2 separate regions of the Mus musculus genome follow, and region 1 is linked to region 2. A link is a loop called in an ENCODE intact Hi-C map of the cell type or tissue named here. Cell type or tissue: heart. All regions are shown on one strand.

Region 1 (5,000 bases), 94 kb before region 2:
CAGAGATCCACCTGCCTCTGCCTCCCAAGTGCTGGGATTAAAGGCATGCGCCACCACGCCCGGCTTAGGACTATACCTTTAACTCATCTTTATAGCTTGAACACCCTGAGCAGAAGCAGTCCACACAGGATCAGTCTGCCTCCTTCAGACACTGGTACCGGACTACCACAAACAGAGCTCAGGCATAACCAGCGTGGTTTCTGACTCTGAGAGCTCTGCCAAGCTGGAATCCAGCCAGCACATCTTGAGAATGTTAGCTTTATACATTTTATTCTTTTGGGTCAAGGAGACTGAGCTTGGGGGCTGGTCTGGAGCTCCTGCCTCTACTTCCCAAATACTGTAGTTATAGGCTGGGCCACGGTGCCTGTCCTGGGGACCGCTGGCATTGTTTCACTGAAGTATGATTGCTCTGCATAAAAGTGAGCTTTGCTTATTGTGGTGACCCTCACTGCCCTGTCAGCCCCCTGCTCCTTGAATCCCCGCCCAAATCCCACTCACAATCCTAGATAGCCGCTGACCTTTTTGGGGGGGGGGGTCCAGAATTTTGCCTGTGAACTTTGCATTCTCTGAAGATGAAATCCTCCTGCATGTTGTGTTTGTGGCTGGAATTTTCCATTTGGCAAAGCAGTCCTGAGACTTGTCCCTAGGATGAAGGTGTTCACGCCTTACTTTAAAAAAATTTTTTTATTATTATTGCATGGGAGGGAGCATGTGTACAGGCCAGAGGAGCACTTTGTGGAGACTGTGGCTCTCTCCCCCCACCTCCCAGCCCCCACCCCCACCTTGCCTGGGCCCCAGGGTGGAACTCAGCTTGGATAGCAAGTGATCCACAGATGGAAGTTCCATTCTCCAGCTGACAGATATCTGGACTGCCCTGCTATGAGTATTGCTGTCTTCTGAGCATGTGTGTAGGACAGGTTCTCCTGGGGTCGAGGCTGGCCTTGAACTCTTAATCCTTCTGTCTCAGCCTCCTGGGTGCTTGAGTTACAGATCTGCACCACCATGTCAAGATAACAGTTTACTATTATTTCTTTAAGTTATAAGAACAGAAGGGTTAATTTTGGCTCATGGGCCTAGAGGTCCAAGGTAGAGGGGCCACATCTAATGCCAGCAACGCCTTCCTGTGGGCCCAAGTCCCCAGGCAGTGCATAGTCACCAGGTAAGAGAGAGTGCCCTCTTGTCAGATTTTAGTCCGACAGAAATGTGAGTCTTTGCTTCTCTTGAGACACTATGGGAGCGGAGTTGCTGACCAACCTGGTTTGTGTACTTTTAACTATCTGTGAAAGTACAAAACTTTTCTCCACAGTGGCTGCTTTCATGTTCACAGCCGCGATATAGTAGGCTCATTTAGAGGGCTTCTTCAAGTGAGAGTTAACCTCTATAGTTCCTTTCTTCTTTAAAGCATTCACGTAAGCATCAGTCTTCCAGGTTTCACCCATTCGGCTGAGAGGAAAAACAAAGAATGCATTAGCCCTCGCTTGAAACAGCCGCCAGCCGCGCTCCACAGTCCGGAAACTCAAAATCCTGGAAAGTTCTGAGAAAATGCATTCCACAAAGAACTGGCCTGAGGTCCTGAGAACTAGGCTGATAGACTTGGCAGGTCCCCAGCCCCGCCCACTCCGCTTCAGGAGGCGGAACTTAGCCAAGGAAGCGGGGCTGAGGGGCGGGAACAAAAGAGAGCGAGCGTCTCCAGATGCCCCACCCACTCATGGATAGGCTGCTTCTGCGGAGGGCGGAGCTGTTGGGTGGAGCCCAAAACCTGCGCTCCGCTATAGAGCCCCGCCTATCCCACGCTCAGCTCCGCTCCGGGGGCGGGCCCTAAAGGTGTTGGGGCGGGGCCTGTCGGGGGGTGGAGCTCGAGGCCCCGGTCTCGGCCCCGCCCACCGCGCTGTGTTGGAGCTGATTCCCGAGTGGGCACACTGGAGCTGCGCTCGCGGCGCGCCATGGCCGGGCTGTTGACGCTGCTTGGCCCGGCAGGAAGAGTGAGCACCCGGCTGCGGCCCCTGGCCCCTTGGCTCCTGGGAACCGCCACCTCCTGTGCTCCACCGCTCTGGGCCTTAGCCTTGTCCCATCCGGTTCCGGACGCCCGACTGCTGCGCACGGCCCGCGGGGACTGTCTCAGCCGCCAGGTAAGACTCCCCACAGCCACTCGGACCCTGATCCCCAAGTGGCCGGAGCGCCGTGCCAGGGCCAGCCCCAATGGACAATTTTTACATTGCACCTGACCGAAACGGGTCACCTCCGGGGTCCCTGAGTTCTCAGATTCCTAGAATCCGAGAAAAATCTCTTTCAGTTAGCAGCCGGAGAAACTGAGGCTAGGAGTGGAATGGTGCGCTGCCCAAGGTCATGGAGTCGCCCGCCGAGCCCCAGTTTCGAAAGCCAGAACAGTGGCGTTACCGAGCCGATCGCAAGGGGCCTGAATTCTATATGAACTTCCAGTCCGGCCCCTGGACTTGTTCCTTTTGAAGTTCAGTTGAGGCCTGGGCACTGGGCCCAGGAGGCGGCATCGCCGGTGCCGCCGGTACATCTACCGCTTCCCTGTGCTCCTTGCGCCACCCTTTTATCTAGCTGGAAGAGCAGGCTCAGAGCAGGCAGTCCATCCCGTTTTGTTGTGGTTACTTGCCCTGAGTGCTCAGAGTGAAAACCAGCTTCCATTCAGACAGCAGCATATCTCAAGTAGGTCTCAAAAAAAAAAAAAAAAAAAAAAAAAAGCAGGAGTTCAGAAGTAGTAGATCGGAAGCGTCGAGGTCTGGGGGAGTCTGAAAGAAAGATCACTGCCATGAATCGGGCAGTTCTGAGTACTGTCTGCTCCCGTGGCTTTTCAGTTAGGGATTGGTCGCTTTCCTTGAGTGCCGAGCACAATGATGGAAGGACTTCCTTCCCCTCTCTCCTGCCTGACAGACAGGACACTGGCCTCAGCTCTGCTCCTGAGCACAAGTCAGGATACTCACAGCGTACCGTGCTTCAGGGCACCGCATAGCTTCCCTCTCCTCCAGAAAGTCTTCCCTGACTACCAGTAGTGTGCCCCCCCGCCCTATACTGTCTCTTCTCTAGCGCTCAGATCTTAGCTGCCTTCACGATCTGGTACAACCTCTCACCTTGTTCTGCCACATCAGCCCTGTTGGTAGCCTAACCCTAACCCTAACCCTAACCTTAAACACACACTCTGCCTTGACAGGTGTGTTTACAGCAAGGATAAGTCTGGTCTCAGGCTCATAGGATCCATGTCTCTGCTTGCTAAGTCAATCACTTTGATCAAACGCTATCCCTTTTCCATGTCTGTAAAATGAGATGTTACTAAGTCATTTCCCAGAGGGTGAATGTGATAGGCGACAGCATGCTAGCTGGCATCTGGTACATCATGGCTGACACCAGTGATTTCTGTCATCCGTGTCACACCGCCCAGGGCCTCCAGAGCCCAGGAGCTGAGCTTGTACTTCAAAAAGGATACTCCTCAAGAAGCCAACTGTGGGGGAGGGACCTGCCCTGGGACTCAGTCCGGCATTCCCACTCCACCTCCAACCTGCCTGCCTTCACTGGGAGGCCAGCTGGGGTCTCCAAATGTTCTAGATAGTAAATCAAGTGTCTTGAGTGACATGTCAACCTCTTGCCTACAGCAAGGACTGCACTGTGCCAGAGATGGGGAGATACGCCACACAAGGAGCCCTTTCAGAGCTCAGGGTTCAGGGTCACATAGACCAAGTGAGTGGAGGCCACTTGTGACCCTGGGGGGGGGAGGGGGAGGAGTTCGTATGCAAGTGGCTTGCTGGCTGGCGTCCCTTATCTAATGAGCAGCATCCCTCCTGACTCACTCCTTGCTTGTCTTGGTGTGTCTCCTCCCTAGGTTTCACTGTTTGTTCTCTGCTCCCTAAAGTCAGAGTCTTCTTAGAGGTCTGTCCGTCTGGTTTGTTGCAATGTCCCTGCTCTGGAACACTCTGACAGGCACAGTGCTGGGTCTGGGATTGGGCTGTGCTGCCTCTGGCTATGTGCTCACACACACACACACACACACACACACACACACACACACCCCGGACTTTGCAGATCCTCTTCTGTTCATGGGGATATTGTGAGGATTGCACTAAACTAAGATTTTCATGGCACTCAGAACACGGCCCAGTACAAAGTCAACACATACGGTACTTATCAAATGGATGGGAGCAAGTGTTACCACACAGCGTGATCAACTCAATCAACCTTCTTTTTCTAATATGGCTTCCTCTGGTTGTTTTGAGACAAGGTCTCCTGTATTCCAGCCAGGCTGGCCTTCAACTCAATAGGCTTGAACTTCTGATCCTCCTGCCTCCACCTCCAAAGGACTATAGGCTTACACCGCCAAGCTGGGTTGATACTGTGCTAGGAAATGAGAGTATTGCATGTGCTAGACGCTCTACCACTGAGATGCATCCCCGCCTGAGCACTTTGAGGTCAGTGTGTCAGTGTGTCAGGGAAGTCCAGAGCCCTTGCAGGTGGCAAACAGCAGTACTTCGTGGGGAAAGAGTATCTACCGGTGCCCCATTGCTTGCCAGCCACTCTCATGAATCCCTTTGCTTCAGCTTCTTTAAATCCCTCTAGGACTTGGAAGAAAAATGCATGGTCCTTCATGTCTTGCCAGAATGGTCATTCCCTACAGGAGAGACTTTTCTAGATGTTCTGGTTCTGGGGGACAGGAAGAAAAGCTGCCTCGGCTTTCTTTTATTGGCCAGCCCTTACCACTCCCCCCTCCCTGAGACAAGCACTCCCCTACTAAAAAGCTCACAGGGGCTCTGGTCCCTTCTGATAAGTAATTCTCTCCTCCCCTGGGCTGCAGATGGGGTGGCCAAGCTGATAAGACAATCTGCAGACCATCCCAGTGCCCGCACCTCCATTAGGCCAATGTCAGTCAAAAGCCCATTGACACTTGGCCCAGGCAATCTCAGTTATGGCCCAGTCTCCGTGCCCCAGAACAGCCACAGCTGTCTGCTGAGGCCCCCTTTGTCTCATACTCTCAGGTTTGGCAA
Region 2 (5,000 bases):
ATGTATCCGTTTTGCTGCAAATACATTTTTTTTTTAAGAGAGGGTCTTGCTGCGTAGCCCGGGCTAGCTTCAAAAGCACCATCTTCCCATGTGCTAGGATTATAGGCATGTACCGCTCCCCAACAAATAATATTTATAAAACTCCTTGGGCCAGAGGGTGAAACAAGTCAGTGGATAAAGGTGCTTGCTGATCCACAGGATCCAAATAGTGGAAAGATAGAACCATCTCCTGTAAACTGTTCTCCAACCTCCACACCTGAGCTGTAGTCTACGTACGTACATGCATGCTGGCAAACCATTCAAACACATAAAATGAAAATAAGTTTAAAGACTTTTGAAAATTCTAATACACAGTTTTTGAGGCAGGAAAGATAGAAAGGAAAATTCTAAGGGACATAGGAGGCAAGGAAACTCTCACCTAGGTTAGTTTGAATTTTTCACAGAGAGAAGTGTGTCATAACTGACCAAATCATTTTTGTTTGCAGATTTATTTCTGTGAATTCAAGGCCAGCCAGGGATACACAGTAAGCCCCTGTCTCAAGAAGAGTAGAAGGAGACAGAGGAGGGGAGGAAGGAGTAGAAGGAGGAAGAAGAGGAGGAAAAGGGAGGAAGGAGGAGGAGGAGGAGAAGGAAGAGGGGGCCTAGAAACTGTATTCCTTTTAAAGAGATTCATTAAATAACTACATTAAGCCAGGCATGGTGGTACATCCCTTAAACCCCAGGACTCAAGAGGTAGAGGCAGCCATATTTCCAAGAGTTCTAGGGCCAGCCTGGTCTACATAGTGAGTTCCAGGCCAGACATGGCTACATAGTAAGAGCGTGTCTCAAACAAAAACACCAGGGCTGTTAAAATAATGTAAGAGCTGAGGCTCTGCCTCACTGGATATTGTGTCCGCCTATTACACACAAAGCCTTGGGGGGCATAACTGGGTGTGGTGGTGCACAACTGTGATCCCAGCATTGAAGAGACTGAGGCAGGAGGATCAGAAGTTCAAGATCACCCTTGGCTACACAGGCACTTCCACCTTTCCGCAAACCACCACCACTGCCAGACTATGTTTCCCTAAGGACAGAATACCTGTGAGCCTTTGGGGTTCTCTGAACCTGCACACTCCTCTCACCCCTAAACCGGGGCAACACAACCATGGCAGGAAACTAAGAGAGCCAGTTCCTAATTTTGTACTTAATTTTTGTTTGTTTGTTTTGAGACAGGGTTTCTCTGTATAGCCCTGGCTGTCCTGGAACTCACTCTGTAGACCAGGCTGGCCTCAGACTCAGAAATCCGCCTGTCTCTGCCTCCCAAGTGCTGGGATTAAAGGCGTGCGCCACCACCACCTGGCTTTAACCTTTGATTGATCTCTGCATTTTGTGGCAAGTTGCATCCTTTGAGCTATGAAATTTCAGAAGCCACAAAATCAGATGCAGAACTACTGTTAAGACACCTACGTGTGACTCTCTCCCTTGAAAGAGCCATCGACAAGTTGAGGGTGTTTAGTGTCATAAAGCTGAAGGCACAGTAAGTCACTTCTTAGGCCTGCAACCACCTAGGATCCCAGGAGCATTGGAGTCCCAGAGGACACAGCACTCCCCTAAGTGAGGGTGAAAAGGCAGAAAAGATGGTCATCTGAGACTATCTGGTCACTTTAAGCAGTGTGGGCTTCAGAATGGCCACCTTGCAGGACTGGTGTAGACACAGAAATGAAGGAGGCCATACTTATCCCAGGACTGCTCACTTATGCATACCATTTGCCCCTGTTGTTCCTCTGGGCCTACAGCTCATGTTAGTACCCCAAAGGCAGACTAGGGGGTCACTGAACCCCTTATTTGTTCTCTTCCCAATATGATCACCCTCCCCTTTCTCTGTCTGCACTAATCTCTGTAGCTGGTACAATGGGATGAGTGGCTACTCTAAGCTTGTTGGAGACACTGTAGCCCTAGCTTCTGCCCAAAATACATCTGGATACAGGGTGGAGAGGCGCTCAGTGGCTAAGAATGCTTGCTGTTCTTTGAGTAAGCACAGGATGGATTCCCAGAACCCCAGCAGCTCACAACCATATCAACTCCAGTCCCAGGAAGATAGAACACCCTCTTCAGGCCTCGACAGGCATCTGCAGTTAGGTAGCGCACAAGCAGGCCCACCCACCACGTCTTTTTTTTTTTTTTTTTTTTAATTTTATGTATTTGAGTACACTGTAGCTGTCTTCAAACACACCAGAAGAGGGCATCAGATATCATTATAGATGGTTGTGAGCCACCATGTGGTTGCTGGGAATGGAACTCAGAACTTCTGAAGAGCAGTCAGTGATCTTAACCACTGAGCCATCCCTCTAGCACCCACAACGTCTTTTCTTTTCTAAGTCTGGATTTAAAATACATGAGAGGTAGCTGAGAAGACAGATTCCGGCCATCTCCTCCTTAGACTTACAGCACTACTGGTCTGCAAAAATGCCAGAGACGCAGACCTCGGGACAACCCCGACAAATGTTCTCCCGTCCTCCCTCAGGCCCAAGCTTACGGAACCACAGAGGAAAAAACAGGGACCGCCCACGACCGGAAGTGGACGCACTCCAAGGATGCTCCAGCACGTCGCCCTGAAACCACGCCCAACTCCCGGACAAGATTTTCAAGACAATTGGTGTGGACCAAGGCCTCGCGCGGCGACCCCGCCCCTTTCGCGGCGCGCTGGTTGTGTGCGTCATCAAGGAGCGCCGGAAGTAGGTAGGGTTTCGCCAGAGACCCCGGAAGCGACGGCTTCTCGTCTTTGCTAAGGCTTCTGGTTTTTGCTACGGTTTCTGATTTCGGCTTTGGGATGGGTTGCGACGGAGGCACCATCCCCAAGAGGCACGAGCTGGTGAAGGGGCCGAAGAAGGTCGAGAAGGTCAGTGGGGACTGCGGGCTGCGGGGCTCGGGATGAACGGTGGTCACAGCGCTTGTGGAGGGTTTACTGTTTGCAGGCACTGAACAGTACGGTTAGACTGGGATCCTCCCCACAGACGCTGTGTTGATTTGAAACATTAACGTTGAACGGGACGGAGACTGGAGAGCTAGTTAGTGGCCCAGCCAGGACTGGAACGTATCTGTAGCTAGCGACGATCACGGTGATAGATGCTATTTATGGACTTTGTGTGTTTTTGTGAAAGGCTCTCACAGTGTGGCCCTGGCTGGCTGGGACTCCCACCTCTGCCTGCTGAGCACTGGGATTAAAGGTGTTGGCCAACAGGCCTTGGTATTTGAATAATACTTTTTTTAAAAATGTTTTGTGTGTGAGTGTGGTATCCAAGGAGGCCAGAAGAAAGCATCGGACGCCCGGGAGCTAGAGCTACAGGTTTTTGTGAGCCATTAATCTTGGCTGTTAGAACCAAACGCGGATCCTTTGGAAGAGCAGTACACAGGCTTAACCACGGAGCCATCTCTCCAGCCTGAGCTTTGTGTATTAAAGTCTCCCCAAACCATTCCCCTTTGTGAAGTCACACCCTTCTTAAACTAATTATCAGCTCTTAGCACTCTGAATTGGTGGTTGAGCCCAGCTGATGGTCACGTGACTGCAAGCTCCTCCTGGTGAACTCTGTGCACTGTTTTTCTTCCAGAACTAGCACAGTTTCTGCCACAGTGAATATTTTTGAATAAATGCGTGGGCATTCTGTAAATCTTACAAGACATTGAGCAAAGTGTGTACTTAATGGATGGGAAATTGAATGCCGCAAAGTTAGTTAACACCACTGACGTGGCCTAGAGTCATGAACCACTGTCCCCATCCATTTATGTGCATTTCAAAGCTAGTGTTGATGATGACTGTTTAATAATAGAAGGCACAGAATGCCCCCGATACAGTTCCCAGCACGGGGAGAGAATGCCCCCGATACAGTTCCCAGCACGGGGAGGATCATGTTTCCTGATCCAACATTCAGAGAACTTTGGGATGGGAGGTGAATCCCATCCAGTGTTGTACTTAAGACACTGCATAACTTCCTGACACATCCCTAATAAACTCCATTGGGTCCTGTGTGAACAAACCTCTGCTTGTCTTTTTGCCCTCTCTTCTGCCCCTCTTTAGCTCTTTCACTCTGTTCTAGATACCATAGACCTTGCCCCAGCGTCCTGAACATTCCTCACTCATAGTGACATCATGACTTGGGGGGGAGGGGCCACTTGAAGCAAGGTCTTGCTGTGAGGTAGCCCAGGCTTGCCCCAGCCCCCGGAGTGCTGGTTACAGTGTGTGCTGCTTGGCTCTTTCCCCTCATTTGTCCACCCAGCCTTCACCACAGTCAGCTGCAGTCACTCTTTAGGCCCGCCCCCTCTGCTGCTTTCCTTTTTTTTTTTTTTTTTTTTTCTATGATCCCTGCCTCTGTGGTTATCGACTATGTATCTCTCTCTCCCATGTGCTCTGGGATCCTTGCATGTCTTAGCTCTGCAGTCTATAAGATGTTTCTGCACATTATAGACATCCACTGAGCATATGTTGAAAGTCTGAGGACAGAGTGCCCTCGGACCAGGCCAACATGTCACATTCAAGTGTGCATAAAGTATTCATCTTACTGTTGTTGTCTTGTGCCCAGGGCTGACATGGAGTAATGGAAGAGTTGGCAAAAAACAGCCAACCACACCCAAACAATTAAAAACAAACAACAAACAAAAAACCCTGATCTTAGAAGGGTAACGAAAAGAAAGAATGATCAGGAAGAGTAGTTTTTATTAACCCATTTGTCCAAGTACTTATAAAATGCTTGTTATATATACAATTCTGGGACCTAATGGCAAATTATCCCTTCTAGAGCTTCCATTTGAAATGCCTGTTATGAAGTAATCATATAGATATGGGGTAGGGATCTGCCCCTGTCTTGGCAACACAGCCCCTAAGTCCCATGGAAATAACACTTGCCCTAAGTGAGATGTGTGGTGACTTTTTTTTTTTTTTTTTGAAATACAGTGTCACTATGTAGTCCTGGCTGGTCTGGAACTCTCTGTAGATCAGGCTAGGCTCCAACCAATGGAGATCCATC

What was found. Hi-C counts contacts between places; a loop is a spot of excess contacts. Peaks named below come from ENCODE experiments on the same cell type or tissue, not always from the same donor. Only the 100,000 strongest peaks of a DNase experiment are listed, where the experiment ranks them.
Region 1: it touches region 2 in a loop (4-fold over the local background); 4 of 42 quality-filtered maps call a loop at or near these places.

What each region holds. Positions count from the first base shown.
Region 1 is chr2:172,343,719-172,348,718 of GRCm38, forward strand. Fam210b (family with sequence similarity 210, member B) reads left to right here and starts at 1,859. Exons shown (of 3, transcript NM_025912.4): 1 at 1,859-2,129. The coding sequence starts at 1,944. In heart, a CTCF peak has its summit at 2,223; DNase peaks (open chromatin) are centred at 1,133 and 1,803; H3K4me3 peaks cover 3,563 bases; H3K27ac peaks cover 4,259 bases.
Region 2 is chr2:172,437,862-172,442,861 of GRCm38, forward strand. It overlaps Rtf2 (replication termination factor 2), which reads left to right and starts at 2,717. Exons shown (of 9, transcript NM_025542.2): 1 at 2,717-2,878. The coding sequence starts at 2,810. In heart, a CTCF peak has its summit at 2,216 (motif pointing right); a DNase peak (open chromatin) is centred at 2,630; H3K4me3 peaks cover 2,392 bases; H3K27ac peaks cover 1,658 bases.